Linked DNA regions of Homo sapiens: region 2 is linked to region 1. The links are chromatin loops, found by intact Hi-C in ENCODE. Cell type or tissue: dorsolateral prefrontal cortex. All regions are shown on one strand. Each heading gives the region's core, and the rest is flanking DNA. Links, peaks and the distances in the headings are about the cores only. Region 1 overlaps ACER3 (alkaline ceramidase 3). Region 2 has its middle 24 kb from the start of TSKU.

Region 1 (2,908 bases), core at 134-2,633:
ATATTCTATGGATCTTTCTCATATCAAATAATCTTTATATGTGTTATTTGGTCATATTTATTATTTATATCATATTCAATTATTTAAATAATGTAAATATAATTGTTTTTACCCATTTTGCAAGTTAGGAAACTAAGGCTTAAGCATAAATAAGTTGCCTAAGTTCACACAGCTAGAAGGTGGTAGTAGATAAGAACACAGTAATGCCTACTCTAAATTGTGAAGATGAATTTAGATGATCTCCCTATCTACATCCATCTCTGAAGTCTCTGAAGCTCTGGGAATGTTTAACATTATTTGAAGATCTGCATAATCAGTAAAATATTTGGCAAAATGAACTTGCATTGGGGAAAAGTGCTGGGTTGCTTTCAGGCTCAAACCAGTTACAGCTTTCATCAAGCTAATTTGCTGACTGGGCAGGACGGCTTTTCACAGTGGAAGTGAAGCAATATAGATCACTTTTTCAGCTTCACTAGATTTTAATGCTTCTATTTATTTATCTTTAGCTCTGGGTGATGGTTTTACAGTTGTAAATACAACCGAGCTCTAAATTGTTTATCCAGTCACCTCAGGGTTTTATGTATTCAGCCAAATGTTGGAAAACCGTTTAGATTGTGGAGCACACTGGCTCCACCTACTGTCCTATGAGAAAACACTTTCCTACTGTATCTTCATTCACAATTCTCTTAAATTGTACCCTTTTGCACATGTGCTTTTCCCCAAACTTTGTTTCTCATATTTTTGATATTTGAGTTTCCGTTTACCTTGCTGAAAGATAAATTTACCTATTAAGAAATCGTGAAATTACTGTAACGTCAGTCTTGCCTGTAATTTATATTATAAGGAGAATGTGTTTGGGGGTATAAAAATATCATAGTTTTCAAAAATCTAAATCTATATCAAAATAAGACTTTCCTTCCAGAAAAAAAGTGTTCAAAATATTTTAGTACACTATTGTGTGGTGTATGAATGAATATCTCGCTTTTATTTCCAGAACAGAAATTTTTTAATTGAATTTTCTGGAAGCAGTTAACCTCAAATCCAATTAAACTCTTAGTAGAAGTAATTTTATTTTCTACCATTCATCTTTTTAATACTTTAGTTTTCAGTTATAAAGACAATATAGCAACATTGTAGAAAATATGGAAAAAGGGGGAAATCCATTATTTAACCTGCTTAAATGTTTATTCTTAATTTCTTGGTTAGGGAACCCTCACCAACTATAGTTTTACCAAGTCATGATTGATGAAAACATAGTTTTATAATTGTGGTCGTTATCAATTTATTACTTCTTAGCTCTGAGTTCAACATTCATTGCATGGTTGGTGAAAATAGACCTGAGCCCTTTGAATATTTTCCTTTGACAACTGGCTGGATGTTAAATTTTGTCAATAGAGGGCGCCAGAGAGACATTGCAAGAGGAAGAGATTTTCCTTCCTGGTTCTGGTGTGCTGGCTTGGCAACTTCTCTGGCGCCAGCTCTTGCAGTCCAAGTGGCTTAATAGCTTCTGGCTCCTACAGTGCTGAGGCTTCCCCAGTGCCCACCTCTTAAAGCTTGGTCAGCTTCTGGTGCCAGGCTATTGCAGAACGTGGCTGTCAGCAGCACCTAGTGGTCAGTAGCATCCCCTGCCCACCTACCTCTCCGCTCTATGGGATTAGCTTTAGCTGGCACCCTAGAGGGCAGAGTTCTGACAAGTTCTGAACAGTAGATTTCAGCAAGCTCTATGGGTATAGCACCACAGCAACTTCTCGGCTATTCAGTGAACCATGGTCATGCCTTCTCCAGCAAGGTCTGCATCTCAGCCTTGGGGAAACCTCTTTTTTAATGCTCTATCTCAGCCTTAGGGGTAGTGGCTGCTCCTTACCTCTGATATTCCTTTATTCTGTAGAGTTTTCTTTACTTGTGACTAGCCTGTCTCTCCTTACTCTTATAAGTTAATAATTCTCTATTCAAATTACTCTGGTTTATCTTTTCTGATTGAACTCTTGACTTTTTTTTTTTTTTTTTTAACAGACAGAGTCTTGCTCTGTCACCCAGGCTGCAGTGCAGTGGTGTGATCATGGCTCACTGCAGCCTCAGCCTCCCAGGCTCAAGCGATCCTCCCACCTCAGCCTTCTGAGCAGCTAAGACCACGGGCAAGTGCCACTATGCCTGGCTAATTTTAAAAAATTTTTTGTAGAGATGGGTTCTCCTTATGTTGCCCAGGCTGGTGTCGAACTCCTGGGCTCAAGCAATCCTCCCCCCTTGGCTTTCCAAAGTGCTGGGATTATAGCCATGATCCACAATGCCTGGGCTGAAACCATTTTTTTACCCAAAGTTTTAAGTCCACGATCATTTTATGTGCATTATTTTGCTTAGTAAAATTAAATTAGCTAACATGTATAGCTATATAAGCTAAATTGCTTATTTACAAAGCAATTACATATCTATTATTCTTTAAATCAGCTTTTTAAAAGTAACCTTTTATTCTTTTTTCCTGACTTTACAGTCTTACCTGATTTATCAATTTTTTGCCTTTGTGGTTAATCCTTTTCATGTCCTACTGAAAAAAATCATTGCCTCTCCAAGGTGATAAAGATGTTCTCCCATATTTTCTTCTGAAGGTTTTATTGTGTTACCTTTTACATTTAGATCTATAGTACCTCTGGAATTTATTTTTAATTAAAACAAATTTTTAATTGTTTATCGAATTGGGCAGCCCTTGAACCAGAATGGGTTCAGAGAAGCTCCCATCTGGAATTTATTTTTGTGTAAGGAGTGTGAACCTGGGATCCAGATTAATTTTTTTCCTATATAAATATGCAGTTGATCCAGTATCTGTATTGAAAAGACCATCCTTTCCTTAATACACTGCAGGCTTATGTTTGTCATAAATCAGGTGCTCGTAAATGTTAGTATGTTCTTATAA
Region 2 (2,908 bases), core at 118-2,617, 110 kb before region 1:
GGAAGAAACCACCAAGAAACCAGCTCTTGAGACTTCCAGCATTTGTTCCAGTTCCTCTGCAAGGGAAACCCCCATTCCCTGCTCTCTCTTTTTCCCCTCCTCACAGGCAGCAGGTATGTGCACAGACAGGCCTGGAGCTGGGCTAGGGTAGGAGTCCCCTGTGAGGCTCCACCTCTGCCTCTCCAGCTCCTTGGCCGGGACCCACTTCTGCTCCAACTCTTGCTGGCCATTAAGTCTGTGCCCCGCCTCACTCAGCCCGCCGCAGCCCCACTGCCTGTGGAGAGGTGAGTCCCACCTCTCTGAGCCTGCTCCCTTCCCCAGCCATAAGACGAATCAGCCTAGGAGATTCTGAGGCTCCTTCAGCCAGGAGGGCCTGTGATGCCCTGTGAAGACGGAAGAGGCTGGGGCCAGCTCCATGCTGCCTGCAGCGTGGCTCAAAGCACAAGCCTTCACCAAACATCAGAAAGGCCCAGAAATCTCATTTTTTCCCAAATGTTCCAGAATTTGACTTCAATGTCACATACTTTTAAAACTTCCCCGTGTGTGGGGAGAGGGTAGGGAGTCTTAGTTTTCAGTTTTTCAAAACAAGCAAATCCAGATGATCTTACTGCATAATCAGGTTTGGGCCACACTTTAAAGTTGACATGGATCTTCCATTTCATACCACACCTCATTTGCTCTGTGCAGCCTTCCTGTGAGGACAGCAGGGCAGGGCTTAGAATCAGCCCATTTCACAGTCAAGGAAAACGATGTCCAGACAGTAGGTGGCAGGGCCTGGGACTTACACTCAGAGGCCCTGTCCCAAATTATGTCTGCTTCCTGCTCTCCACAGAGTGATTTGAGTTGAAAGGAGAAAAAAAAGAAAGAAAAAGAAAGAAAGAAAGAAATTAAGGAAGGAGTGGGAAGGAAGGAAGGAAAGGAGAGGGAAGGGAGGGAAGGAGGGAAGGAAGGGAGGGAAGGAGGGAAGGAATGAAGGAAGGAAGGAAGGAAGGAAGGAAGGAAGGAAGGACAGAGAGAGAGAGAAGGAAGAAAAGAAAGAAGAAAAAAAGGTTGCGTATAATAACTTGATTGGTAGACCTGCCGGAGGAGCCTGCTTAGCCCTGGCAGGAGGCTAAGTCATTTGGTGGGAAGCCCTTTCTCTAGGGGATGGGGTGAGAGATGACAAGAATAATAAAACTCTGAGACAAAGCCAACAGCATGCTGAGTGACTCAAAGGATTAGGGCAGCCCAGGGAGTAGGCCCCTGGGTCTCAGCGTGCAGGATTTGTCCCCACATACACGTGAAAGCCATGTGTTTGGCAGAGACACCACAGTCCTAGCCATGGGGCATCCAGAGATGGACTAGAGCCAGCCCTGGCCCCAGTGGCTTTCCATCCCATGGGAGAGTCGAATGACTGCAATACAAGGTGAAAAGTGACTGCATAGGCAGGGCACGAGCTTGAGTTCCCATCTGACAAGAGGGGCAAACTAGGTGAAAACTTGCAAGAATGGAGTTGCGGGCGGAGTGTGTTGCAGGTCTCCAACTTGTCACGGAGTTTGTGCCCACCAGAGGGCGCTGCCTTAGACACTCCCGTTCCTTTCTCCGCCCGCCCATTGCTCCCTTTCTCCCTGCCCTGTGCCGGGCTTGTCGCTCTATACACAGGCCGGGGGTTAGAGGGGTCCCCACAAGAGGAAAGCGAAGGGCAAGCTCAGACGCAGAAGTCTGATGAGCAGCGGTTTTCAGCAGCCACCAAGGACTCCACTTTCACATCTTCCCCTCCGATAAAAGAACTTTCAACCTGGTGTTTTATAGAATTTAAAAAATAATGTTTATTCAGCAGGCCGGGCCTGGTGGCTCATGCCTGTAATCCCAGAACTTCTGGAGGCTGAGATGGGAGAATTGCTTTAGTCCAGGAGTTCGAGACCAGCCCGGACAACATAGTGAGACCCTGTCTCTAAAATAAATAAATAAATATTTTTTAAAAAGTAAAATAAAATTCAATAAATAGTTTAGAGGGTCTCCTGTGTCCAGACCCAAAGACAAGTACTGGGGAAAGAGCCATGACCACAGACCACCTTGGTCCCTGCTGTCATGGAGGTGGTCATCTACGGGGAGGGCCAACAGTAAATGGGTGCCTGGGCATCTAAGTAAGTGAGGAGATGGTGAATGCTACAAAGAGGGCAAATTGGAGCACAGTAGAGGTGACGGGGGTGCCGGCAGAGGTAACGCGGTTGGGTGCTACTCTCACGTTTGAGCTGAGACTTAAAAGAAGGGAGGAAGCCAACCCTGCGGGGACCTGAGGAACCTTTTCCAAGGGAGGAAATCTCGGTGCAAAGACCTCAAGGAGTGAGTGAGCTTGGCACACTCAGGAAGGACGCGAGGCTGGCCGGGGCTTGATGGGAGAATTGAGGGCAGCGAGGCTGGCTGGATAGACCACTGTCAGTGCTGCGGATTTTACTCCAGTCACAGCAGGAAGCCAATTAGAGGCCTTTAGACAGAGGTGACACAGGCTCTGGGGACACTTTACAAAGATTGCCCTGGCTGTGAGTGCCAGAGCAGAAGCAGAGAGATCCATTAGGAAGTCCTTGCCATAAACCAGGAAGGAGATGAGAGTGACTTGATGGTAGCAGTGGAGATAGGAAGAAATGTAGGAATTTGGGTCTGTTTTAAAATAAAAATAAAACTTGCCGATGAAATGACAGGTTATTCGGTGCCAGGCGCTGAGATGTACACTTTGTGTGTATTGACTTATTCATTCTCGCTATATATAAAGCTGTTTTACAGAGGAGAAAATGGAAGCTCAGGGAGGTTAAGTAATTTGCCCAAGGTCCCATAGCCGATAAGTGACAGATTCTACATTTTAAAAACGAGTCTGTCGATTCCAGAGCCCACAAACAGACTGCTCAATGCAGAGAATGGGAAGCAAAAG

What was found. Hi-C counts contacts between places; a loop is a spot of excess contacts. Peaks named below come from ENCODE experiments on the same cell type or tissue, not always from the same donor. Only the 100,000 strongest peaks of a DNase experiment are listed, where the experiment ranks them.
Region 2: it touches region 1 in a loop (1.0-fold over the local background); 105 of 110 quality-filtered maps call a loop at or near these places.

Annotation. Positions count from the first base shown.
Region 1 is chr11:76,918,645-76,921,552 of GRCh38, forward strand. The region is part of intron 1 of ACER3 (alkaline ceramidase 3); the gene reads left to right. Among named protein-coding and RNA genes, the nearest start is that of ACER3, 59 kb to the left of the region's middle. In dorsolateral prefrontal cortex, for the core only: CTCF peaks have their summits at 630 (motif pointing left), 1,423 (motif pointing right) and 1,629 (motif pointing left); DNase peaks (open chromatin) are centred at 440, 622 and 1,467; H3K4me3 peaks cover 602 bases; H3K27ac peaks cover 1,367 bases.
Region 2 is chr11:76,806,043-76,808,950 of GRCh38, forward strand. No RefSeq gene overlaps it. Among named protein-coding and RNA genes, the nearest start is that of TSKU, 24 kb to the left of the region's middle. RefSeq lists enhancers at 1,323-1,372, 1,453-1,502. In dorsolateral prefrontal cortex, for the core only: CTCF peaks have their summits at 1,565 (motif pointing right) and 1,772; a DNase peak (open chromatin) is centred at 1,549; H3K4me3 peaks cover 861 bases.